Regions from separate parts of the Homo sapiens genome. Here all the other regions are linked to region 6. The links are chromatin loops, found by intact Hi-C in ENCODE. Cell type or tissue: heart left ventricle. All regions are shown on one strand.

What was found. Peaks named below come from ENCODE experiments on the same cell type or tissue, not always from the same donor. Only the 100,000 strongest peaks of a DNase experiment are listed, where the experiment ranks them.
Region 1: a loop joins it to region 6, with 5 times the contacts of the local background. A loop is called at or near these places in 31 of 110 quality-filtered maps.
Region 2: a loop joins it to region 6, with 2.8 times the contacts of the local background. A loop is called at or near these places in 48 of 110 quality-filtered maps.
Region 3: it touches region 6 in a loop (6-fold over the local background); 6 of 110 quality-filtered maps call a loop at or near these places.
Region 4: it touches region 6 in a loop (4-fold over the local background); 83 of 110 quality-filtered maps call a loop at or near these places.
Region 5: a loop joins it to region 6, with 2.8 times the contacts of the local background. A loop is called at or near these places in 42 of 110 quality-filtered maps.

The regions. Positions count from the first base shown.
Region 1 is chr1:1,756,514-1,760,513 of GRCh38, forward strand. It overlaps NADK (NAD kinase), which reads right to left. Exons shown (of 12, transcript NM_023018.5): 4 at 668-797; 5 at 1-95. Among named protein-coding and RNA genes, the nearest start is that of NADK, 20 kb to the right of the region's middle. RefSeq lists an enhancer at 3,481-4,000. In heart left ventricle, no CTCF peak of the experiment used is centred here; a DNase peak (open chromatin) is centred at 2,457; H3K27ac peaks cover 985 bases.
Region 2 is chr1:1,786,729-1,790,728 of GRCh38, forward strand. GNB1 (G protein subunit beta 1) reads right to left here. Exons shown (of 12, transcript NM_002074.5): 9 at 3,667-3,868; 10 at 2,325-2,541; 11 at 594-709; 12 at 1-325. The coding sequence ends at 603. Among named protein-coding and RNA genes, the nearest start is that of NADK, 10 kb to the left of the region's middle. RefSeq lists a silencer at 3,306-3,489. In heart left ventricle, a CTCF peak has its summit at 2,493 (motif pointing right); no DNase peak of the experiment used is centred here.
Region 3 is chr1:1,690,797-1,694,796 of GRCh38, forward strand. SLC35E2B (solute carrier family 35 member E2B) reads right to left here and starts at 1,999. Exons shown (of 10, transcript NM_001290264.2): 1 at 1,653-1,999; 2 at 180-597. RefSeq lists an enhancer at 1,534-1,828 and silencers at 1,663-1,822, 2,393-2,472. In heart left ventricle, no CTCF peak of the experiment used is centred here; DNase peaks (open chromatin) are centred at 1,725, 2,005 and 2,365; H3K4me3 peaks cover 1,381 bases; H3K27ac peaks cover 969 bases.
Region 4 is chr1:1,781,188-1,785,187 of GRCh38, forward strand. No RefSeq gene overlaps it. Among named protein-coding and RNA genes, the nearest start is that of NADK, 4.7 kb to the left of the region's middle. RefSeq lists a silencer at 1,583-1,877 and an enhancer at 1,798-1,967. In heart left ventricle, no CTCF peak of the experiment used is centred here; DNase peaks (open chromatin) are centred at 1,464, 1,764 and 1,884; H3K4me3 peaks cover 1,274 bases; H3K27ac peaks cover 1,131 bases.
Region 5 is chr1:1,857,199-1,861,198 of GRCh38, forward strand. All of the region lies in intron 1 of GNB1 (G protein subunit beta 1), which reads right to left. Among named protein-coding and RNA genes, the nearest start is that of GNB1, 32 kb to the right of the region's middle. In heart left ventricle, a CTCF peak has its summit at 1,594 (motif pointing right); a DNase peak (open chromatin) is centred at 1,603; H3K4me3 peaks cover 1,931 bases; H3K27ac peaks cover 3,012 bases.
Region 6 is chr1:1,904,271-1,908,270 of GRCh38, forward strand. It overlaps LOC124903822 (a long non-coding RNA gene), which reads right to left. Exons shown (of 2, transcript XR_007065353.1): 1 at 2,957-4,000; 2 at 1,732-1,997. Among named protein-coding and RNA genes, the nearest start is that of CALML6, 9.0 kb to the right of the region's middle. RefSeq lists an enhancer at 3,326-3,475. In heart left ventricle, a CTCF peak has its summit at 2,150 (motif pointing left); DNase peaks (open chromatin) are centred at 2,131, 2,651, 3,031 and 3,191; H3K4me3 peaks cover 195 bases; H3K27ac peaks cover 349 bases.

The sequences.
Region 1 (4,000 bases), 150 kb before region 6:
GTACAGAATTTCTTCTTCACTGCCCCAAAGCTTTCATCGCTGGCGATGGCAGGGTCTTCTAGCACTTTCTTTTCCACATACACGATCATGTTCTCCTGGAAGCAAAGTGCCAACCTGCTCATTCCACCTGCAGACCCCACCCTCCTGCAGGGAGGTTCCCGACTCACGGGCGCTGTGGTCAGAGACCTGGCATCGTGGCCTGCATGCCCGCCCCCCCACGCTCACGCTGAAACTTCATCACCAACGCGCCAGGAGGAAGCAGGACCTTTAAGAGATGACTGGGCGGAGGGGGCTCCCTCTCAGGAATTGACTAAGGCTGTTATTTCAGGAGTGGCTTTCCTGGGCGCCGCAACCCCCACGCCTGCTCTTCTGAAGAGAAGACACAGCAGGAAGGCCCACGTCAGATGTGGCCCCTTGATCTCGGACTTCCCGGCCTCCAGGGCCACGAGCCCACCAGCTCATTGTTGGTCACCCAGTCTGGTGCTTGCCATGGCGGCACACACAAACCCAGACACCCGGCAGATCCCCACTCAGTCCCCAGTTCCAGACAAGCAGCCGTTGCCCAGCACTTGAGGTGGTTCCCATGGTCTCACGGGGCGGTGATGTGGATGGAGGCCCCCCCAACTCCATGTGCACCCCAGGCCCCCTTCCCCCCTGCCCCGCGTGCCTCCATGAGGTGCGTGCAGAGCTCCTTGAACGGCTGCAGTAGGCTGGCATCTCTCATCTTCTTGATGACAAGGACGCTCTTTGGGGACTTGTTCCACGTCAGCCGCTGGCTCGCGGGGTCCTGAATGTGCCTTTAGGGGAGGAGAAAAGAGTTCACACCAGCTGCGATCTCCCTCTTGCGGAAAAGGTGTATGACTTAGAAAATAAAAAAAAAAATCTTTAAAAAGGTGTTTTCACCTCCCAGGGAAACGTGCTCGGTGGCCACGGGCTCACAGGGCCTAGGGTCGCGCCACAGAGACAGGGTCAGGGGTCAGTAGGGTCCGGAGTGACCACCTCTCACCTGCTTGGCCCATCACACGCAGGCTCAGGCCCACAACCCCCACCCGGGCACCACGCTGACCCAAGTGCACGCACCACAGCCCTTCCCAGCCCCCGGCCACTTGCCTGCCTGGCTCCTCAGTGACGCTGGTGGGGCAGAAATGACCACGAAAGCCCATGGCTGGGCCACTCTTTGCTTGATGCCCTCCTCAGGCCCCCACGAAAACCCAAACCAGTTGACATGGTGACTCTGTCCCTAGGATCCTCTGCACACAGTTTCTGGCCCCACGGGAGCCCAGGACCCCTCAAGGACCCGCTTCCCCCCCTGCACACAGCTCACTACCTCCCTGCATGAACGGACTTTAACCTCACTCACTCTCACAGTAAAAATCACAGGTTTAAAAGTCCGTGGCAGCCCTGACACAGCCACCCGCGCTTTGCTGGCTCTGACCCCGACCACTGTGCCCGGTGTTTCTCCACAGGCAGGGCCCACCCCGGTGGGATTCCCATTACCACGTTAGTCACAGAAAACATCCCAGCCCAGAACCGGGAACACACACCACGGAGCCTGCTCCTGTTCCCAGAAGCCAAGGGAGGGCGCAGCGGGGCTGGCCACCGTCGTCAGCGCTCACCGCCTATCCTCAGCCCCAAAGGACAAGTTCTTATACCACCGCGCCAGCCAGCTAGTTCCAAGTTGCCCAATCGAGAAAGCTGCTGCCTGCCATGCCTCTTCCCAGCAGTGACTTCCCCAGGAGTGTGACCGTCCCACTAACACCCCCAGAACCACAACACAGACGCCGATGGCAGCCACAGGGCCACAGACCTTAGCCCATCGCTTGTGACCTTCGGAAGCTGGTCAGCACTCACCCTGTGCAGGCATTACTGGGAGGCGTGGGGTCACTCATGCCATCCCCTATGAGCTCAGCACCTGCCGGGTCACACATGTGGCTCGCGAGGTAGCCCCTGCCTGCTGGGAGCCGGCCAGTGTGTCCACAGCATCCAGGCCACGCTTGGCGAACACGCGGCCGCCCCATCGGTATGGTCCTGACTGTGCGCCCACACTAGAAGCCTAAGCTCTTCATACTCAAAACTCAAAGCAAAACACAATTGTGATGAGACTTGGTAAAGTTGTTGTAAAAGCAACTAAGTCAAAAGAGCTTCCTACACTTATAAAAATCAAACAAAACAAAACAGTTTCCTCATTGGTCACATGGTCCTCCTGCCTAATCCCTTCTGAAAAAAAGTCCTCAGTTCAGCAGCAAAGAGGCCACACTTCAGCTCCCTGCTCCTAACTGAGCCGGGTGGGACCAAGCCCTCTGTTCCCGTGGCCTCAGACCTGGCCAAGTACCCAGCCTCCAGCCTCGCCCCAGCACTGCGCCAGCCACCGCTCTGGCCCGCGGAACCGGCTGGGCCCCAGGGAAGGCACCCTCAGGCCACAGTCAGGTGGAAGGGCGTTCCCTGCCTCCTAGCCCGCTGCGTCACTCTGCTTGGCTCCGGCCCAAGGGCGTGCAGGTGGCTCACGGTCCTCCGGCCTGGTCAGCCAGCAAAGCCCCCGCCCTGCACACGGCTCCCCCTGCTCTCCCCGCCAACAGTCACCACTGACCCAGTGGCCTGGCCTACACCCATTCCAGCCCTGAGGCTCAGCTGAGCCCAGCCAGAGCCACCAGCAGCGGCGTCGTACACCGGCCCAGGCACCCACCGCTGTGTGTGACCACAAACCAGCGCCTCGACCTCTTCCTGGGTCACCTGCAAAGCAGGACACCAGCCCTTGCAGGCACGCACGGCTGTGGGTACTGCACGGAGAGGGCAGGGGGTGGCGTGAAGCTTGCAGGCACACACGGCTGTGGGTACTGCACGGAGAGGGCAGGGGGTGGCGTGAAGCCAGCATGGCCACAGCCTGGCCCGCCTGGCCAGCTCCTACTGAGACTGTCTCACACATGGGTGGCCACGCACACTGTGACACACGGGCACTCACGCACCTCCACAACACAGGCCCACCAATTCCCTGGACAACAAAACAGGAAGCGGGTGCCCTCCTCACCAGGCGCCCCCACAGGGTCTTGCTCTGGACTATCAGGGAAGACGGAAGTTCAGATGCATGGGAAGCCCTGCCCCTCCACAGCGGGGATGGGAAGCGGGAGGTTATGATCCCAGAGACACAGAGCCCAGAGGGGGCGTGCTCCCATGGGGGTGCCGAGAAAGCTGCATGCCCCTCAAGGCTGCCCCACAAACCCACCGCTTCCTCCTGCGGGGCTGTCTGGCCTCGGGCAGCTCGGGGACCACTGAGTACGCCCTGGTCTGAGGGCTGAGGCAGAACATGCACCTGTCCGGTGACCCCGCCCTGGCCCGAGTGACTGACGGCTGGTGAAGGCAGCAGCTGAGATGCGAGTGACAAAGGAGTGGCTCTGCCAGGACCAGGAAGTGCAGGGAGGGCACCAGGCAGCGGGGGAGAGGCCCGGTGGGGTGCCAGGGACACAGCAAGCACAGGATGGCGGGACAGAGCCACGGCGGGGCCGGGAGGGCAGTGGAGCACTCTGGGTCACCCACGTGGCTGCTGTGCAGGGAAGGGATGGTGAGGCCGCGGCGAGTGGTCAGGAGTCCACACAGCGGAGGGCAGCCGGGCAATAGTGCAGGGGAGCTGCTTGGATATTTTGGGATCAAAGTGACAGAATCTGCAGATGGACTGGATGAGGGAAAGCAAACAGGGGTCGGGCCCCCCGCCTCAGGCATTTGGCAGCAGTGACAGGTCACAGACACTCCGGGAACCAGTGGCACTGAAAGGGCTGGGCCTCAAAAGCACAAGTGCGAGTCACTTCCATCCTAAGGGGCTCCGTCAGCGTCTGGAGCAGCAAGGCCAACCCCCGTCCTGCCTGGGACGCACGCTGCCGCGGGGCCCACACTTTGCAGAGCAGCTCCTCGGATGACTCCCCCGTGGCTCCTGGGACCTGAACTTCGGTGACAGCCCAGGGCTGGGGCCTCCGTCCCTGCTGTGCGCCCCCAGCCTCCATGGCACCGG
Region 2 (4,000 bases), 120 kb before region 6:
GTCTGACAATTACACTCAAGTTTACCTTCTGGTTAACATTTTTATTATATATTTCCTTTTAAAATTCATTCAAGACAAAAAAGAAAACAAAGACGATGGCCCCGGAAGGAATGCACAATTTGTTTTAGTTTACAGCACAGAGATCTTTCTCTCAATGGGAATTGTGCTCTTGGTTTCAGCAATAAGTGAAGGAAAAAAGATCTTGCCCTTTTGAAGTTCTGAGGGGAGGTGTAGGGTGTCCACGTTAGTACGGTTGGATAGGATATGCTCTCATGGTAACGCGTCCAAGTTGGAATGGTCTTCCAGTCTCCATGGCATCCACATGCTGTTTTAAACAGAGTTTAAAGAAATGTGAAAAGAGGCAGAGAATCTAAGTGCAGACGCACAGCCAGGTCACTGCTCTTCCCATCACTGCATGAGTGTCTGCAGCTGAGGGCACGTGACTTCAGCTTTCTGTAAACGTTTCCCACAACACAATTCCAAATCAATGCTACATCAACATTTATCTAGAAACCGTTAATGACAACTTCAAATGTTCTATGAGAAACACGCACAGTTCTCCTCAGAGAAGGGCATTTGGGCTGCTGCATTACCTACTGGCGTTAGTTCCAGATCTTGAGGAAGCTATCCCAGGACCCTGTCGCCACAGCCATGCCATCGTCAGTCACGCCCAGGCAGCTGACGCGGTTGTCATGCCCAGCCAAGACACCTGGGAGCAAACAACAGCAGAATCACACCAAAGCCCAGAGGCATCGATCTCACCTGTGTGCCATGTTGTGACGAGGACGGATGGTGCATCTCTCATGGGACAAGACCCAGAGTCTCCCACGGCCAGGAAGGGAGGGAAAGTTGCATCCACGTGGGGAATTAACCTGCAGCATATGGCCAGCCTTGTTAAAATTCAAAGACACGCACACACACGCAATCGATAAATCCAGAGCCCCTGGCATTGACTTCTCAGCACTCACTTATAAAACTTAAAAAAAGAAGCAAAGGCCACTATCAAAAAAATCAAAACTATCATCAGACGCAGTGGCTTAGGCCTGTAATCCCAGCACGTTGGAAGGCCGAGGCAGGCAGATCATGAGGTCAGGACTTTGAGACCAGCCTGGCCAATATGGTGAAACCCCATTTCTACTAAAAATACAAAAACCAGCAGGGCGTGGTGGTGCGGGCCGTAGTCCCAGCTACTCAGGAGGCTAGGGTAGGAGAATCATTGGAACCCAGGAGGTGGAGCTTGCAGTGAGCCAAGATCGTGCCAGTGCTCTCCAGCCTGGGCGACAGAGCGAGACTCCATCTCAAAAAAAAAAAAAAAAAATCAAAACCGCCCCAATCTCAAAGCAATCTGTAACACAGGAGCTTAGAGGCATGAGCCGTTTTTCCTTTGTCTGTGATCCCTAGAGCCCAGCACAAGGCACAGAACACAGGAGTAGCGATGGTGGCTGAGACCACTGGCACTGCACTGTCACTGTCATGTGATGAGGGGGCCTTCTGTCAACACTCCCAATAACCTTGGCTTGGATCATCACCAGCCAGAAGCTCCACTTCCTCCCAGGGGGATCCGAAGGCCCATTTCAGCCACCCTCCTCCACCTCCTGCAGCCACCACACAGCTGAGTACAGGGGCCGGCGTGTGCTCTGCCAAGGCCTGGGCTGGCTTCCACCGCCCTTCAACAGCACTGTGACTGTGAGACTTGGCTGGAAATGGCTCCACTCTGGTCCCCCCAGGCTGGGGAGAAAAAGAAATGTGTTTAACCAGGAGGTGGGAGTGGCACCCATCCGGAAGCAGGAAGCCCCGGTAAGGGCCAAGACCTGGAGCCATGCTCCCTTCTGTCCTCCCAGGTACTGAGACAAATGAATCTAAGTCTGTAAGTGTCAACAGTTCTCAAATTCAAATGCCCAAATGACCATTTTTAGTAAGGAAGTCTCATCTTTTGTACACCTGGCAATAACACGCTTGCCTTTGATATGTTAACTGTAACGGCACCCAGAGGTGTCCCTGCATGGAACTCCTCCCCCTGAAGCAGAGTTCAGAGGGGAAAGCACGGGGCTGGGCCCTGGAGCCTGCACAGCTGACCCTCTCCTGCCCACTGACTCTCCCCAGAGCCCTCCCCGACGCATGTGGGAAGATCTGCTGGTACTCCTCGGAGTCCACTTGCCTGGAGGGTCAGAGCTGGGCCATCAGTTTGCGACTGTCACTCCTGCTACGCCATGCCACAGTCCCACCGATACTAAAACACTGCAGCTTATGCAACCACTCTGTGTTTGCTCTAAAGATACCACGTAAATGTCCACAAGACACAGAAAGGCCCCATGGCCACGTACCTGCCCGGTCGGCTTTGAGTGCATCCCAGACGTTGCAGTTGAAGTCGTCGTACCCAGCAAGGAGGAGGCGCCCGCTCTTGGAGAAGGAGACAGAGGTGATCCCGCAGATGATGTTGTCATGGGAGTAAGTCATGAGCTCCTGGTCAGCACGAAGGTCAAACAGCCTGCAGGTGGCGTCGTCTGAGCCAGTGGCAAATGCATTGCCATTTGGAAAGAACTGGAAAGAGAAAGCAAATCAAGACATCATGTAAACGCTCAGAAAGAAACATTGGGAATATGGATTGCTCAATGGTAGGGCTGCAGAGAACACAGCAGGCAAAGACCAGCAAGACTGTGCTCTGGTAAGAACAGAGGGCTGGGCCGGGTGCGGTGGCTCATGCCTGTAATCCCAGCACTTTGGGAGGCTGACGCGGGTGGATCACCTGAGATGGGGAGTTTGAGACCAGCCTGACCAACATAGAGAAACCCCATCTATACTAAAAATACAAAATTAGCTGGGCGTGGCGGCGTGCGCCTGTAATCCCAGCTACTCAAGAGGCTGAAGCAGGAGAACTGCTTGAAACCGGGAGGCGGCGGAGGCTGCGGTGAGCCAAGATTGCACCATTGCACCCCAGCCTGGGCAACAAGAGCAAAACTCCGTCTCAAAAAAAAAAAAAAAAGGGTGGGGGGATGGGGGAGGAACTACAGGGGACTGGGATGGGAGGGGATTTGCACTGGGGAGGCACACAAACACTGTGATCTTGGACACTGTGATTACTGTCCCCAAAGAGTAGAATTTATTCCAAAGGATAGTGAGAAAGTAGTCATCACTGACAGGTGTGCATGTTGCTGTAGCTGCCAGCCATCAGGGCTAATCTCATGGAGGAAGGAGGGAAGCGGGCTGACCAAGGCTGTGGTCAGGACTGCAGCAGAGCTCTGTCCAACCAACAGATACATCCTTCTAAGTCTCCTCACAAGGCCAGGGGCTGGAAACACTGCCTAGCCATCCGCGTGCTAAAGAGGAGGGCAGGTTCCCTGGTTAGCTGTGCCCCTGACCAGTAAGGCTCTGTAACCACTGGTGGCCTGAGTTATCTTACTGTCTTTCCCCTCCAGGATCCCAACCACTGCTCAGCTGTAGAGGTGGGAACGGGGACTGGCATACAACACCCTGTGAGTATCTGTGAGACAAGTGGTCAACACAGAGAAGTTTCCCATCGGGAGTTTTCTGTATCCCCATCTGTACATGAGGTTGTATAAGGATCAGAAAGGAGAACATCTAATCCAGAAAAGTTTAAAATTTAGCAATCTGAACGGCTAGCAGAGACGGCAGAGGACCCGACCCCACACCTCCACCCAGACTCACGCAAATGGCATTGATGTCAGACTCGTGGCCAGTGAAGGTCTGCCGGCACATGCCTTCTCGCACATCCCAGAGTTTGGCTGAAGCATCACAAGCACCAGAGACGAACAGTCTGGTGTCAGGAGCAAGAGAAAGGCTCATGACATCTCCAGTGTGTCCGGTAAACGTGGTCGTCTGCTGGCCGGTCTCGATGTCCCACAGGGCACTGGAGCAGGAGCGAATGACAAGGGGACATCAGCCTTAACTTCTTGGGTGGCTAGTCATGTGACAGACAATCTGTCCTTCAAACCACCCAGGGCCACAGTGAGCCTCTGCACTGTTACTTTAAAAACGTAAA
Region 3 (4,000 bases), 210 kb before region 6:
GAGAAGGAGTTTCGCTCCTGTCGCCCAGGCTGGAGTGCAGTGGTGAGATATCAGCTCACTGCAACCTCAACCTCCCAGGTTCAAGCGATTCACAGAGGACAATTTCTAAAAGGCAAATAAGAAGCAGGAAGGGTGCATGCTCCTTCTCTACTGCCCTGTAACAGTCATTCCACACTTACCACCTCAAAACAACAAATGCTTTTGATGTTGGCTCCTGTGGGGCAGCAATCTGCGGGAAGCTTAGCCAGGCACCTCTGGCTTAAGGTCCCTCCTGAAGCTGCAGTCACACCATGGACCAGGGCTGTGACCTCATCCGAAGGCTCAACTGGGGCTGAGGCCCACCTCTGAGCTCACTCAGGTGGACGCTGGCTGGGTTCAGTTCCTTGCTGGCTATAGGTGGAAAGGGCCCCCACCAGTTTCTTGCCAGCTTCTCCACAGGACGCCCCACAGCCTGACAGGAGCTTTCATCCAGCAAGCTCATCAGGGAGTGGGAGAGAGCAGCCAGGACAGGAGCCCAGACCTTTCTGAACCTCATCTCAGAAGTGACATCCTTCCCTTCTGCTGTCTGGGCACAGCTCCCCGGGTGGAGCCCGAGGACTAGAAGGAAAAGAAAACTTGGATTTAAAATGGGATAAAGCCATAGGAGCTGCTCGTCCCACCACAGGAATCTCAACGCCGGGTTACTGACAAAGCGTCACTTTGCACCTCGTCCAACTGTGCAGACCTCTCCTAGCCAGGCCCCTGCACCAGAGGTTAAGAATCCGTGCCCCTGGTCAGGAAGTCCAGGTGGGTTCAAACGGCCAGCAGGGAATTTCAGGCAAAATGTGTCCCAAATCTTCAAACCATGCCCCAGAACTCAGACCTCCCCCTGGGAGTTCGTCCCAAGGAAACCACCTGCAAGAGGCTCAGGCTGCAGGGGACACTCCGCTTCCAAAACCCGGAAGCTGGAGACCACACAAGTGCCCAACGCCAAAGGCACCCCGTGGAGGGACGCCCTGTGCCCTCCCCCGACCAGGTGACCCGCTGCGCCCTACACATCTTCACCAGGAAACATCTGTTATCGATGTGGACGAAGCGCAGCCTGCACTCCCAGATCCGCTCATTTTCGTTCTGCCCTCCGTTTTACGATTCGCCTACACTGAAAATGCGTGAGTGGAGTGGAAAGCCTTCCTACTCCTGCCTCAGCGACCCCTTCTAAAATACTGCCTCGTTTGGCCTGAAAATGTGATTTGCAGGCTTCCTGAGCAAAGTAGATTTCACTCCATTAAAGAAAAAAAAAAAGAAAAGGCACCGAACGGGGCTCGGCTGTCGGGAGTTTTGCTTTAGTTTTTTGCGTGTTTTGTTTTGTGTTTTTTTGTTGTTGTTGTTCTTTTTGCGGCCACGCACACCGCGTTCCCAGGCTTCAGGGCGTGGGGGTCGCCGTGGACTCCCGGACGTGAAAACGCTTAAAGCCAGCTGGGAAAACCCCACCAGCGTTTTCCGCGCACAGCGCCAGCCATAGGAAAGGACCCCCAGGAGCGAATCCGGGCAGGGAAACCCCGGACGCCCGCACACTCAGCATCAGTACCGGCACCCAGCACCCAGCACCGAGCACCGAGCACGCAGCACCCAGCACCGATCACCGAGCAGAGCACCCCGCACGCAGAACCCACCGAGAGCCTGATGCAGTCTCCGCCGCAGGCATAGCGCTAGGCCCCGGCGCCTTCACAACAAAGGGACGCTGGCGGGCGGGGCCTGAGAGGCGCGCGGTGGAGGGGCCGGGCGCGAGGCCGCGGAGACAGCTCGGAGCTCGGCACTGGGGAGTGGCACAGCGCTGGCGGATCCAGGTGGGCTTCACGGGGCGCCCGCGGGACCGGAAATGACGCGCAGAACCCTGCATCGGGCTCCTCGCTGCCCCGCGGGCGCCGCTCCTCAGTGCCCCAGAGCCACGGAGCCGGGGAAACGCGCCGCGGCCCACAACGCCCCCGCGGCTGCCCGTTGGTTCCGCCCGGGCCGTTCTACTCCAGGCAGACGGGAGGAGAAACACGGCGCGCTCAGCGTCCCCTCCCCCGTTGGTTCTGCTCGGGCCCTTCCACTGCAGGCCGACGGGGGTGGAAACACGCAGTTTTTTTTTTTTTTTTAAGGTCTAGGGTAACACGGGGCTTTTAAGTGCCTCTCCGCTGCCGCCTGGTGGTCCAGCCCGGGCCGTTGCAGTGCAGCCACACGGGGAGGGACACGGCGCGCCGAGTGCTCCGGGCGGCCGCACGTTGGTTCCGCCCGGGCCGTTCCACTGCAGGCAGAGGGAGAGGACGACGGTGCGCGTAGTGCATCCCCGTGGCCCGTTGGTTCCGCCGGGGCCGTTCCACTGAAGGCAGAAGGGGGGGGACCGTGGCCCCACCCCCCGCGGCAGCCCGTTGGTTCCGCCCGGGCGGTTCCGCCCGGGCTGTTCCACCAGCGGCACTTCAGGGCGGGATCGGCCAGTCTGTGGAGGCAGCGGCCTCTAAGCCCCGGAGGGTTTACTGCCCAGGTTTGGGTTCCAGGAATAAGAAATCCACTGAATAGGCTTAACTTAGAAGACACAAAGGCGCCTCCTGGCGGAAGTGGCCACGCTCCGCCCAGCCTGAGGGAAAGCTGCTCTGACAGCTGGGCCCGGAGCTGCGGGGGGCGGGGCCGCCGCGCGGGGTGAGGACTCGCCTCAGGGCGCTGATTGGCTGGTGGCGCGCTCCGGGGCGGGGCCTTCGTATCCAGGCTGGCGTCGGGGCTGCCGCGGGACATCCGGAGCAGACACCCGCGGGCGCGCCTGCGGCCCCGAGGACCCCCGGCTCCGGAGCTTCGTCGAGCGTTTTCCTAGCGTTACTTTCCCAAATAATTTTCAGGAATGAAGTTACGGCTAAAGGGCTCTTTAGAGATTACTTTTGGGCCGGGCCCGGTGGCTCACGCCTGTAATCTCAACACTTTGGGAGGCCGAGGCCGGCGCATCACGAGGTCAGGAGCTTGAGACCAGCCTGGTATGGCCAACGTGGTAAAACGTCGTCTCTACTAAAAATACAAAAATTGGCCGGGCGTGGTGGCGGGCGCCTGTAATCCCAGCTACTCCGGAGGCTGAGGAAGGAGGATCACCTGAACCCGGGAGGCGGAGGTTGCAGTGAGCCGAGATGGCGCCACTGCACTCCAGCCTGGCGACAGAGCGAGACTCCCTGTCAAAAGAAAAAAGAAAAGATTACTTTTGGCCGGGCGAGGTGGCTCACGTCTGTAATCCCAGCATTTTGAGAGGCTGAGGCGGGCGGATCGCCTGAGGTCAGGAGTTCGAGACCAGCCTGGCCAACATAGTGAACCCCCCCCCATCTCTACTAAAAATACAAAAAAAAATTACCCGGGTCTCGTGGCGCGTGCCTGTGGTCCCCGCTACTCGGGAGGTTGAGGCAGGAGAATCGCTTGAACCTTGGAGTTGAAGGTTGCAGTGAGGCGAGATAGCGCCGCTGCTCTCCGACCTGGGCGACAGTGGGAGACTTCATCTCATAAATAAATAAATAAATAAATATTACTTTTACGTTTTGTTAAACTTCCACTTGTTTTTGTTTCCGTTGCATGAACCTTCGTAAAGCTTCAGGAGGCTGATGGCAGCCTCCTTCCCCAGGCTTCCCCGTGGCGCCCGCAGCCGGGTTGGGCCAGAGGCTGGGACTGTTTCCTCCCGTGGGGTCTTTGGTGGGGATGTCCCCAGAGGAGTGGGGCAGGAGGAGGGGCACGGAGCGCCCCCGGGAGCCGGTCAGAGCGCAGCGATGGTGTCTGTGGTTCCAACCACTCGGGAGGCTGAGGTGGGAGGATGGCTTGAGCCTGGGAGCTTGAGGCTGCAGTGAGCTAGAATCACAGCACCACACTCCAGCCTGGGCGACAGAGTGAGACCCTTGTCTCACAAAAAAAAAAAAAAAAAAAAAAAAAAAAAAAAAAAGGCTGGGTGCGTTGGCTCGCGCCTGTAATCCCAGCACTTTGGGTGGCCGAGGCGGGCGGATCACGAGGTCAG
Region 4 (4,000 bases), 120 kb before region 6:
TCCAGTAAACTGGGTGAACGAAGTCTGCCCAGAACCCACAAGGGTAAGTGGCCTGGAGCCTGGGGAAAGGATGACTGGGAAGGACTGAGGCTCCCAGTGAAGGACATCAGTATGGCAGGCTATCTGGTCATCTCATCCAGCCTCCAGCCAGCACCCGGCACAGGCCCTGCCCAGGCTGAAAGCCAGGATAGGGGCGTCTGCAGGGGCCAGTGTCTGGATCTGCTCACATGACAGTCTTCTGTTTGGCCTGGTTTGGGGCGAGGGGCAACCTCTTTCCCAGGATGCCAGCCATGTGCAGGGCATACTGAGGATTCAACAGTGGAAACCAAAGTCCATCAGGTGTTCACCTTCTAGTGGGGCAGACGGGCAAGAAGCAGAATTGGTGGGGGCAGGCAGGGGTTGGGGTACAGTTTTGACCAAGGTACCCAGGGACAAGTGTTTCTCTCTCAGGCAGAGGCAGCAGCAAGGACCAGGACCCTGAAGTGGTGAGAGCCTAGAGTGGGCGGGGATCATCAACAGTAACCACCTGGCAGGACTGGGACTCCCTGTGTCCTCACAAGATCCTTACCAAGCAGCCTAGTATAAGACGAAGTCTCGCTCTGTAGCTCAGGCTGGAGTGTAGTGGCATGATCTCAGCTCACTGCAAGCTCCGCCTCCCGGGTTCAAGCCATTCTCCTGCCTCAGCCTCCAGAGCTGGAGTTACAGGCGCACACCACTGAACCCGGCTCATTTTTTGTATTTTTAGCAGAGACGGGGTTTCATCATGTTGGCCAGGCTGGTCTTGAACTCCTGATCTCAGGTAATCCATCCACCTCGGCCTCCCAAAGTGCTGGGATTACAGGCGTGAGCCACAGCGCCCGGCCACAGCCTGGTACGTTTATTGTCCACATTTTTCACGCGGGGGCCAGAGGCACAGAGAGGCCAAGTAACTTGCTCAAGGTCACCCAGCGAGGAAAGGGAGCTGGGGGGTGGGGGTAGGGGACAGGGCGAGGCCAGAGAGTAGTGGGAGGGGCCGAGGCGGCCTTTCCCGGGAGCGCTCGGTTCCCGGCCGGCCCTTCTATTGGCCCCAGTCACTCAGGCTCCCAGGTCCGGCTCGGGGGGGAGCGGGGGGCCGCGCCAGGCCGCTGAAGTGTCCCCGTTTCGCGTGGGCAGAGCGCGCCTCCCCACGCATCCTGCTGAGGGCCAGCCTCTGCTAGGTGCGTGACACGGAGGGGACAGAACGGAAACCTTGTCCTGCTCAAGTGTGGACGTGCGTGCCACGTGCTAGAGTAAAATTGAGGTGGGGAACCTCCATCCCTGGGACATGGAGCACAGGGGCGACCCCGCGCCGCTTGGTCAAAGGAGGTCCGAGGCCCTGCAGGAACAGCCCACAGCCGGAGCGAGCTGCAGGTCACTCCACTGCCTGTGTCCACCTGCGACAGGTGCGCCCGCGCAAGCGGGGCGGAGCCAGGTGACCCGGACACAGGAAGCGCGCCAGGGGCCCCCACACCGCGGAGCTGCTGGCGACAAAGGGCGCTGCTCCTGCATAGGCCAGGCTAATGCAATCTACAAACTAGATTTCTGTGCCTACAGTTTGAAAATGATTGCAGTTCACTCAGCCAGTGTGGAATTATCCTCCTCTTTCCACACTGCCTTAGTCAGTGCCGCTGTCCAAGTGCACGTTGTTGGCGCCCGTTTTCATTTCCTGTTTTGCTAAGAAAGTGGGGCAGTGGCCTCCATGCCCGCCAAGGGACAGGCAGGCCGCCCCAGGGAGGGGTCCCCCTCAGCTCTGGCTCTTCCAGGCCAAAGCCAAGGGGAAGGGGCACCAGAGGGTCCCAGGTCCCACATGCCAGCTCCCTCAGTCTGCGGGGTGCCAGGCTAGGACACAGAAGCCAACAGGAATCCCCAAAGGGAGGAAGTGGAGTCGGGGGTGTGGCAGCCGTGCTGAGATGCTCGGCCTTTATTTACTCTGGGCAGGGACCAAGATAGGCCACTGCAGGCCGGCACCCTGCCTCCCGGCTGCTGGAGCCCCTCCCTCCCAGGAACTGCCAGCCAGGAAAGAGCCTCAGGTACTCTCTGCATTTAATTTTTAATTTTTTTTTTCTTTTGACGCCTCCAAGACAAGTTCAACTCTCTAGTGATTTTAAGTGGGGTTTTTGTAAGACAGCTGGCAGGGTTAGGGCTTGTGAAGAACTTGCATGTCTATGAAGAACTGATTTATTTCAGGGAAAAGTGGGGGATGACGAAGCCAGGCGAGCCCACCCCGTTCAGCCTGCCAATCACACCCACTTCAGCAGCCTAAAACAGCACCAGGTCACCCCACCAGGGAGACAACGCCATAGTGTCACTTGCAGTGCTGGCAGATGGGCACCCTTGGTGGCGTCAGAAACACACCCAGCACCTTGCCTGGAGCAGGGCGGCTGGGCCCTGCTCCGTGAATCCCAAGTGCCCTATGGGAGCCTCTCCGGCCAGGGACTGCCAGCCTAGAGGAGGGGCTGCTGGGTTCTCTGGTGCCCAGGGGAGGAGGGGGCCTACAGGTACTTTCTGCTGAGAGCCTTCTTCACTTACTAGGAAAAAGTTTGGCTGGGTGCGGTGGCTCGGCCTGTAATCCCAGCACTTTGGGAGGCTGAGGAGGGCGGATGACAAGGTCAGGAGATGGAGACCATCCTGGCTAAGATGGTGAAACCCCGTCTCTACTAAAAATACAAAAATTAGCCGGGTGTGGTGGTGGGCACCTGTAGACCCAGCTACTCGGAAGGTTGAGCCAGGAGAATGGCGTGAACCCAGGAGGCAGAGCTTGCAGTGAGCCGAGATCGCGCCACTGCACTCCAGCCTGGGCAAGAGCGAGACTCCATCTCAAAAAACAACAACAAATTAGCCGGGCATCTGGGCCAGGCGCGGTGGCTCACACCTGTAACCCCAGCACTTTGGGAGGCTGATGTGGGTGGATCACAAGGTCAGGAGATCGAGACCATCCTGGCAAACATGGTGAAACCCTGTCTCTACTAAAAATACAAAAAATTAGCTGGGCATGGTAGCAGGCGCCTGTAATCCCAGCTACTTAGGAGGCTGAGGCAGGAGAATCGCTTGAACCTGGGAGGTGGAGGTTGCAGTGAGCTGAGATCGCACCATTGCACTCCAGCCTGGGCAAAAAAGAGCGAAACTCCGTCTCAAAAAAAAAAAAAAAAAAAAATTAGCGGGGCGTCGTGGTACGTGCCTGTAATCCCAGCTACTTGGGAGGCTGAGGCAGGAGAATCACTTGAACCCAGAAGGCAGAAGTTGCAGTGAGCTGAGATAGCGCCACTGCACTCCAGCCTGGGCCACAGAGCGAGACTCCACATCAAGGGAGAAAAAAAAAAAAAGTTCCAGCTGCTGGAGCCATGGGAATTAAAAAATTACTTTTTTTTTTTTTTTGAGAGGCAGTCTTGCTCTCTCACCCAGGCTGGAGTGCAGTGGTGCGATCTTGGCTCACTGCAAACTCCGCCTTCCCGGGTTCATGCCATTCTCCTGCCTCAGCCTCCAGAGTAGCTGTGATTACAGGCGTGTGCCACCATGCCCAGCTAATTTTGTATTGCCTATTTAAGATTTTAAAAAATCACCAGTTTGGAAAGCAGGGAAGTGGATGGTTCTGGAGCCTAGGAGCGGCTATTTGGGACACACACAGCCATGGTTTTCCACACTACCATGGCCAGTGCTCATTTTTTTCTTACTAGATGCAGTTCTTTATATTCAGACCAAGAGGAACACTCAGTTCAGTCCCAAGGAAAGCTAGTCTCTGGAGTAACATCCTCAGACATTCTAAGGGAGGGAAATGGCAGAGGAGAAAGGCAAGGCAGCCGCCTGTGGAGACTCCCACGGTGCTGTGGGCAAGGCCTATGCCTGGGGAGGGGTCTGGGCGATGGCAGGTGGACCTCCCTGCTCTGCTGGCCTGTGAGGTGGAGCTTCCCAGGAACCCCTCCGAGGAGCCAATGCGCCACTCATGGATTCTGTGACGTGGTGGCGGCCATGGCACCGCCTGGCA
Region 5 (4,000 bases), 47 kb before region 6:
TCACTGGGAAGTGGGGAGAGGAGGAATATGAGAGGTCCCAAGGAAACTAAACTGGAAACGAGAAAGTGGAAAGAGGAACCAAGAACCCAGTCTCGGATGGCTCTTGGGGCTGGCTGGCTCCTCTCTCTCTCCTTCCAGTGTGCTTTCTCTGCTCCTCTGTGAATCTCTCTATTAACCAATCACTGTCATCTTGTACAGGGTTCAACGCAGCCTAGGATTCTAAATCACAGCAATCATCAAATGTCAGCCATGTCTCTGTCTCCAGAGTCTCCTCTGCACCAACTCACTCCCTCACTGTCTGCAGGCCAGGTGGCTGGTACACTGTGGAACTGGGGAGGATACAGCAAGTCCTGTGGGCAGCTGCCCTTGCCAAAGGGACAATGGGTGGAGTACCTGAGAAGGGAACATGGGTAGGCCAAGCAATGACGATATCTTTAACATGGGAACAAACTTCTCTACATGTGCACTTATAGCAGTACCCCCATATCTGAGAAGGACATGCTCCAAGACCCCCAGGGGATGCCAGATAAACTGTGGATAGTACCACACTTTATATAGACTACATTTTTTCCTTTATGCTGTATTTTTTCCTATACAAATGATAGGAACTTAATCCTGTAACAAAGTTTTATTTATAAATTAGGCACAGTAAGAAATTAACAATAATAACTAATAATCAAGCAGAACCACCATAACAACATACCGTAATAAAAGTTATGGGAATGTGGTCTCTCTCGTACTGTACCGTGATATTTTATGGTGCCATACCTCAAAAGACAAGGCCACGGGTACAGGGGCTACTGCAATTCTTCCCTCTGGCACTGCACTAGCTGAGGACATGCCACAAAGCAGCACACATGGATCCATAATGGAGAATCCAGAACAATTACAGTCCCCAAAACACACAAAATAAAAACACAACTGCACAGTCACTGGTGTTTTTTCTTTTCTTTAAAAGCATTCATGAATATCCCCACTGCCTTATCTGCCTACTATGTCAAAAACAGGAGAGAAGGCCATGGCCAGAATCATGGAACATCCAATAAAGGCAGTCACTTGTTATTCTGACAAGTCATTTGTTTTCAGTTCATCTGTCGCATCTGTCAAGAAAAACACAGACTGTCTTCTAAAAGTCCGTTTTTAACTATTTTATTTTTTTTCAATGACAAATTCCACTTGTACCATAGAAGCCATATTCTGCATGTTGGAGAGGCCCCTTTGTGGTCCCTCATCCCTGGGTTCTTCCTGGGCATCCTATGGCCTCCCCTCTGGTGACAGGCAGCACCCCGAAGACTTAATTTTGATTCTTAAAAAGGGACAGATCCCTCCTTCCACCCTTGTCCAGGTACTTCCAGAGGGTGGGTCCCCTTCTCATGGGAACATACTACCCCCACTCACCAGACCACAGTGATGAGTCCAGCCCAGACTGTGGGCCATGAAAGCCTAAGCTCCCAAAACAAACAAGATGCCAGGGACACTGCAGCCATCTCAGAGGACACCGAAAGACATTTTAAAGCCAAGGGAAGCACAGCAGAACATCAGCTGCTGGACACCAAGGGAGCCACAGCTCGAGGGGGTTCGTGCTCCAACAGCAGATGGAGCTACACCCTTCCCGATGACGTCACATCCTAATAAAGCCCTGTTTGCAGTGGCTGCTGTGATAAAAAAGCAAGCTCTGCATGAAATCAACATGGAACAGGAAACAAGGGGTGGGGTGGGACGGAGTCCAATCTGATTCTGAAGTTTGAGAAGCTGTACAACCCATTAGTAATTGTGGCTATTTAAAAATAAAATACAGTTTCCTTCAATTTATGGGTATTTATTTTCTTTTTTTTTTTTTTGGAGGCAGAGTTTCACTTGTTGCCCAGGCTGGAATGCAATAGCGCGATCTCAGCTCACTGCAACCTCCACCTCTCAGGTTCAATCAATTCTCCTGTCTCAGCCTCCCAAGTAGCCAGGATTAGAGGCATGCACCACAAAGCCCGGCTAATTTTTATATTATTAGTAGAGACAGGGTTTCACAATGTTGGCCAGGCTGGTCTCGAATTCCTGACCTCAAGTGATCCACCCGCCTGAGCCTCCGAAAGTGCTGGGCTTACAGGCGTGAGCCACCACGCCCCGACGGGGATTAGTTTTCAAATGGCTACCCTAACTTCCTAGGACATAAATAGTTAAACTGTTTAGATGGAAAGATTCAACAAAGGGCTGGGCGTGGTGGCTCATGTGAGCCTGTAATCCCAGCACTTTGAGAGCAGCCTGGGCAACAGAGGGAGATCCTGTCTCTTCAAACAAACAAAAAAATTCAATAAAGGGAATGTGAACTATGTATCGTGGCCTAAAGGCATTTGGAGACATAAAGGTGCCATGAATCTGCCCTCAGGGATGAGACGCCAACGGAGACTGATTGGCAGGAGTGGGGGAGGAAAGAAAATGTAAAGAAAGGGGGAGCAGGGTAAACTAAAGGAGAGAAAAGGGGAGAGGAAGGAGAAGTGGGGTGGGGGAGAGGGGTGGGAAAGAAGAGGGAGGCAGGCCGGGCGCGGTGGCTCACGCCTGTAATCCCAGCACTTTGGGAGGCCGAGAGGCGGGCAAATCAGGAGGTCAGGAGATCGAGATCGACCATCCTTGCCAACACGGTAAACCCCTGTTCTCTACTAAAAATACAAAAAAGGTGTAAGGAAGGGATCCATTTTCAGTTTTTGTTGTGGGGTGGGGGGAGAGGGGACGGAAAGCATTAGGAGATATACTTAATGTAAATGTAAATGACCAGTTAATAGGTACAGCACACCAACATGGCACATGTATACATATGTAACAAACCTGCACGTTGTGCACATGTACCCTAGAACTTAAAGTATAATAAAAAAAAAGTAAACAAAGAAGAAGTAAAAAATAGCAACCATAAAAAGGAATGAAAGCATGTCCTTTGCAGCAACATGGATGCAGCTGGAAGCCATTATCCTAAGTGAATTAACACAGCAACAAAAAACTGAATACCACATGTTCTCATTTATAAGTGGGAGCTAAACATCAGGGACTTGTGGACATAAAGATGGCAAAAATAGACAATGGGGACTATTAGACAGGGGCATGATAGAGGGTGGCAAGAGTTGGAAAACTGACTGTTGGGTACTATGCTTAGTACCTGGGTGATGGGATTACTCATACCCAAACTTGAGCATCATGCAATATAACCAGGAAATAAACCTGCACATGCAACCCTGAATCTAAAATAAAAGTTGAAAAAATTAGTCAAAAAATAAATAAATAAAAACAAACAAACAAAAAAAAATTAGCCAGTCGTGGTGGTGGGCGCCTGTAGTCCCAGCTACCTGGGAGGCTGAGGCAGGAGAACGGTGTCAACCTTGGAGGCGGAGCTTGCAGCGAGCCGAGATCACGCCACTGCACTCCAGCCTGGGCAACAGAGCAAGACTCCATCTCCAACAAAAAAAAAAAAAAAGAGGGAGGAAGAGTCCCCACAAACCAGCCTGTGGGCAACAGAGCAAGACTCTGTCTCAAAAAAAAAGAGGGAGGAAGAGTCCCCACAAACCGACCAGACTGCAGCTCAGCTCTAAATCCACCCCAAAAGCCTCACCTACTGCTCTGCCCCTCCACTTTGCAGTAAGCTGTAACACACTACACGCTCATCAAAAATGGGAACTGACACTTTGGGAGGCCGAGCCGGACAGATCGCTTGAGGTCAGGAGTTCGAGACCCGCCTGACCAACATGGCTAAACTCCATGTCTACTAAAAATACAAAAATTAGCTGGGCATGGTGGCACGAGCCTGTAGTCCCAGCTACTTGGGAGGCTGAGACAAGAGAATCCCTTGAACCCGGGAGGCAGAGGTTGCAGTAAGCCGAGATGCTGCCACTTGCACTCCAGCCTGGGCGACAGAGCGAGACTCTGTCTCACAAAAAAAAAAAAAAAAAAGGGAACTGACTTCCCAATCTTTGTGTCTCAGAACAAAACCCAGCACAGCTGCGCACAGTGGCTCATGCCC
Region 6 (4,000 bases):
AAATTAGCCACGCATGGTGGCACACACCTATAATCCCAGCTACTTAGGAGGCTGACACAACAGAATCACTTGAACCTAGGAGGCAGAAGTTGCAGTGAGCTGAGACCGCGCCATTACACTCCAGCCTGGGCAACAAGAATGAAACCCGGTCTCAAAATAAATAAATAAATAAATAAATAATATAAAATAAATAAATAATTAGAGACAGGGTCTCGCTCTGTGGTGGGGTTGGAGTGCAGTGATGCAATCATGGCTTGCTGCAGCCTCAACCTCCTTGGCTCAAGTGATCCTCCTGCCTTGGCCTCCCAAGTAGCTGGGAATAGAGGTGCCTGCCACCATGCCTGGCTAATTAAAACAAATTTTTTTTGTAGAGATGGGGTCCCATCCTATTGCCCAGGGTGGTCCTTTAGCTATTATAAACAATGCTGTTATACACATTCCTTTTTTTCCCAAGACAGAGTCTCACTCCATCGCCCAGGCTGGAGTGCAGTGGTGTGATATTGGCTCACTGCAACCTCCGCCTTCCGGGTTCAAGCGATTCTCCTGCCTCAGCCTCCTGAGTAGTTGGGAATACAGGCGTGCCCACCATGCCTGGCTAATTTTTGCACTTTTAGTAGAGATGGGGTTTCACCATGTTGGCCAGGCTGGTCTTGAACTCCTGACCTCAGGTGATCTGCCCCCCCTCAGCGTCCCAAAATGCTGGGATTGCAGGCGTGAGCCACTGTGCTTGGCCACACACATTCTTTTGTTTGAACATCTGTTTTAAATTCTTTGGGACATATACCTAGGACCAGAGTTGCTGGGTAATATGGTAACTTTTTTTGATTTTTTTGAGACAGAGTCTTGCTTTGTTGCCCAGGTTGGAGTGCAGTGACATGATACTAGCTCACTGCAACCTCCGCCTCCCAGGTTCAAGCAATTCTCCTGTCCCAGCCTCCCGAATAGTTGGGATTACAGGTGTGCACCACCACATGCGCATAATTTTTATTTTTAGTAGAGATGGGGTTTCGCCATGTTGGCCAAGCTGGTCTCAAACTCCTGACCTCAGGTGATCTACCCGTCTCAGCCTCCCAAAGCGCTGCTATTATAGGCAGAAGCCACTGCATCCGGCCTTTATTTTTATTTTTTGAGACAGGGTCTCACTCTGTCACTCAGGCTGGGGTGCAATGGCACCATCACGGCTCAGTGCAGCTTCTACCTCCCAGGCCCAAGTAAACTCCCAAGTAGCTGGGATCACAGGCAGGTGCCACCATGCCCGGCTAATTTTTTTTTTTTTTTTGAGACAGAGTCTCGCTCTGTCACCCAGGCTGGAGTGCAGTGGCATGATCTCAGCTCACTGCATGCTCCAACTCCCAGGTTCACGCCATCCTCCTGCCTCAGCCTCCCCAGTAGCTGGGACTACAGGCGCCCGCCACCACGCCTGGCTATTTTTTTTTTTTTTTTTGAGACAGAGTCTCACTCTGTTACCCAGGCTGGAGTGCAATGGCACGATCTCGGCTCACTGCAAACTCCGCCTCCCAGGTTCACGCTATTCTCCTGCCTCAGCCTCCCGAGTAGCTGGGACTACAGGCGTCTGCCACCATGCCTGCCTAATTTTTTTTGTATTTTTTAGTAGAGACAGGGTTTCACAGTGTTAGCCAGGATGGTCTCGATCTCCTGACGTCGTGATCTGCCCGCCTCGGCCTCCCAAAGTGCTGGGATTACAGGCATGAGCCACTGCGCCCGGCCATGCCCAGCTAATTTTTTTTTAATGTTTTGTTTGTAGACAGAGGGTATCCCTATGGTGCCCAGGCTGGTCTCGAACTCCTGGGCTCAAGAGATCCTCCCACTTCAACCTCTCACTGTGGTGGGATGACAAGAGTGATCCACCGTGCCTGGCCTTGTTCTTTGTTTTCAAGATTGTTCTGATTATTCAGGGCCCTTGCAATTCCACATGAATTTGAGGATCAGCTTTTCCATTCTTGCCAAAAAGGCCATTAGCATTCATCACCTGTTTTCTGAAAAAAGATAAATTCTGAGCACAGGCCACAGTGTGGTGTCTTAGTCCTTCCAGCCTAACACGCTGACCAGTGGGGTCAGCTCACCAAGGGCAGGCGACAGCGTGATGGGAAGCAGCGGGGCTCTGAGCAGGGACATGACCCCCTCTGGCGGCTGAGAGGAGAACGTCCCGTAGGGCCAGGGTGACCAGAGAGGAGTGCAGATGGGCTGTGAAGGTTGGGCAGGGCTGAGTATTCCTGAGTGACAGATTTGCTGGTGGCACAGGGTCGAGGGCAGTGGGGGAGTCGAGGCTGACACCTGGGTGTTGTAAGCAACGGGGCAGCAGAGCCGTTACAGCGGAGGTGGGAGAGCATGGGCTGCTTTTTGGACCTTTTTAGCATGAGATGCTTCTAAATGTTTGGGTGGAGAAGCAGGCATGGGGAGGGTGTCTCAGGGGCCTGCAGAGCCACAGGCTGGCAGGGCACATGGTGGGGACATGTGTAGCTGAGGACTGTCCTGGAGCTGCCAATATCCCTGCAGGAGGGACTCCTGGGAGTGCTGGCCTGGGCGTGGGGAAGATGGGCAGTGTCCACCCAGGCCAGCTTGGCCAGCCCTTGGGAGTGGCTGAAGCTCTCTGGGGGTAGGCGTGAGAGGCAGGCCTGCCCCTCTCAGACTGGGTGTTGCCCCCAGGCCTGGGCTCCACTAGTTCCCATCTTCAAGGCTTGGAGATAACAGGCCTTGGCCTCAGGGAGTCCAGAATGTACAATGTCAGCCCAGCCCATCAGGGCAGTGGAGTCCCTGGGACTCATGACTGGGACCCAAGTGCAGCCCCGACATCTTCTGAAGTGGAGGCAGGCACCACAGCACATGCCCTGGGGCAGGAGGGGGCAGCTGTGGCCCTTCAGCAGGGCCATCCAGGCCCAGGGCTCCATGCAGAACCCCCAGGGTCTCAGCCCCTTGACTCCTAGGCAGGACTCACCCCAAAGCCACGGCCTTCTCCTGGGACTGCCCCTGGGGCCTGAGGCTGTTTGTCTAGAATGCTGTCCTGAGGCTCCAGCATGCTCCAGCGTGTGTCTCCTGGGAGCTGATGCAAGGTTTGCTTGGAGGAGGCAATAAGGGGTGGGGTACGGCATGGGGACCAGTGAGGTCCTGGAGGGGGCACAGGCCAAGGTGGTGGTCTGGGAGGCCTGAGGGCATGGGGGCTGCCCAGGGGTGGAAGAGGACCCCAAGCAGCAGGGATTTGGGTGGAACCAGGAGTCCTCAAGCAGGGGTGCTGCCCCTCCTGGGGAGGCTGGGCCTGCAGGTGCTGGGTGTTTTGGAAACCAGCAGGTGTGGCCAGGCACGTGGCCCCTGGAGCCTGTGGCTGACGCACATCTGAGACTGGCTGGGCGCTGCTGCACGCCTCCTGGAGCTCTGCCCAGGCTTGCCCTGGGGTCCCCTGGGGGTAGGCCCAGCCTGTCCACCAGACTTTTTTTTGTTTTTTGAGACGGAGTCTTGCCCTGTCGCCCAGGCTGGAGTGCAGTGGCGCGATCTCGGCTCACTCCAAGCTCCGCCTCCCGGGTTCACGCCATTCTCCCGCCTCAGCCTCCCGAGTAGCTGGGACTGCAGGCACCCGCCACTATGCCCGGCTAATTTTTTTGTATTTTTAGTAGAGACGGGGTTTCACCATTCACAGGATGGTCTCGATGTCCTGACCTCATGATCCGCCCACCTTGGCCTCCCAAAGTGCTGGGATTACAGGCGTGAGCCACCGCGCCCGGCCTTTTTTTTGAGATGGTCTCCCTATGTTGCTCAGGCTAGAGTGCAGTGGCGAGCGCGACATGGGCTCACTGCAACCTCGCCTCTCAATCACAAGCAATTCTCCTTCCTCAGTTTCCCAAGTTACTGGGATTACAGGCATGTGCCACCACGCCCGGCTAATTTTTGTATTTTTTTGTAGAGTTGTGGGTGGGGAGTTCGCCATGTTGGCCAGGCTGGTCTTAAACTCCTGACCTCAAGTGATCCGCCTGCCTCTGCCTCCCAA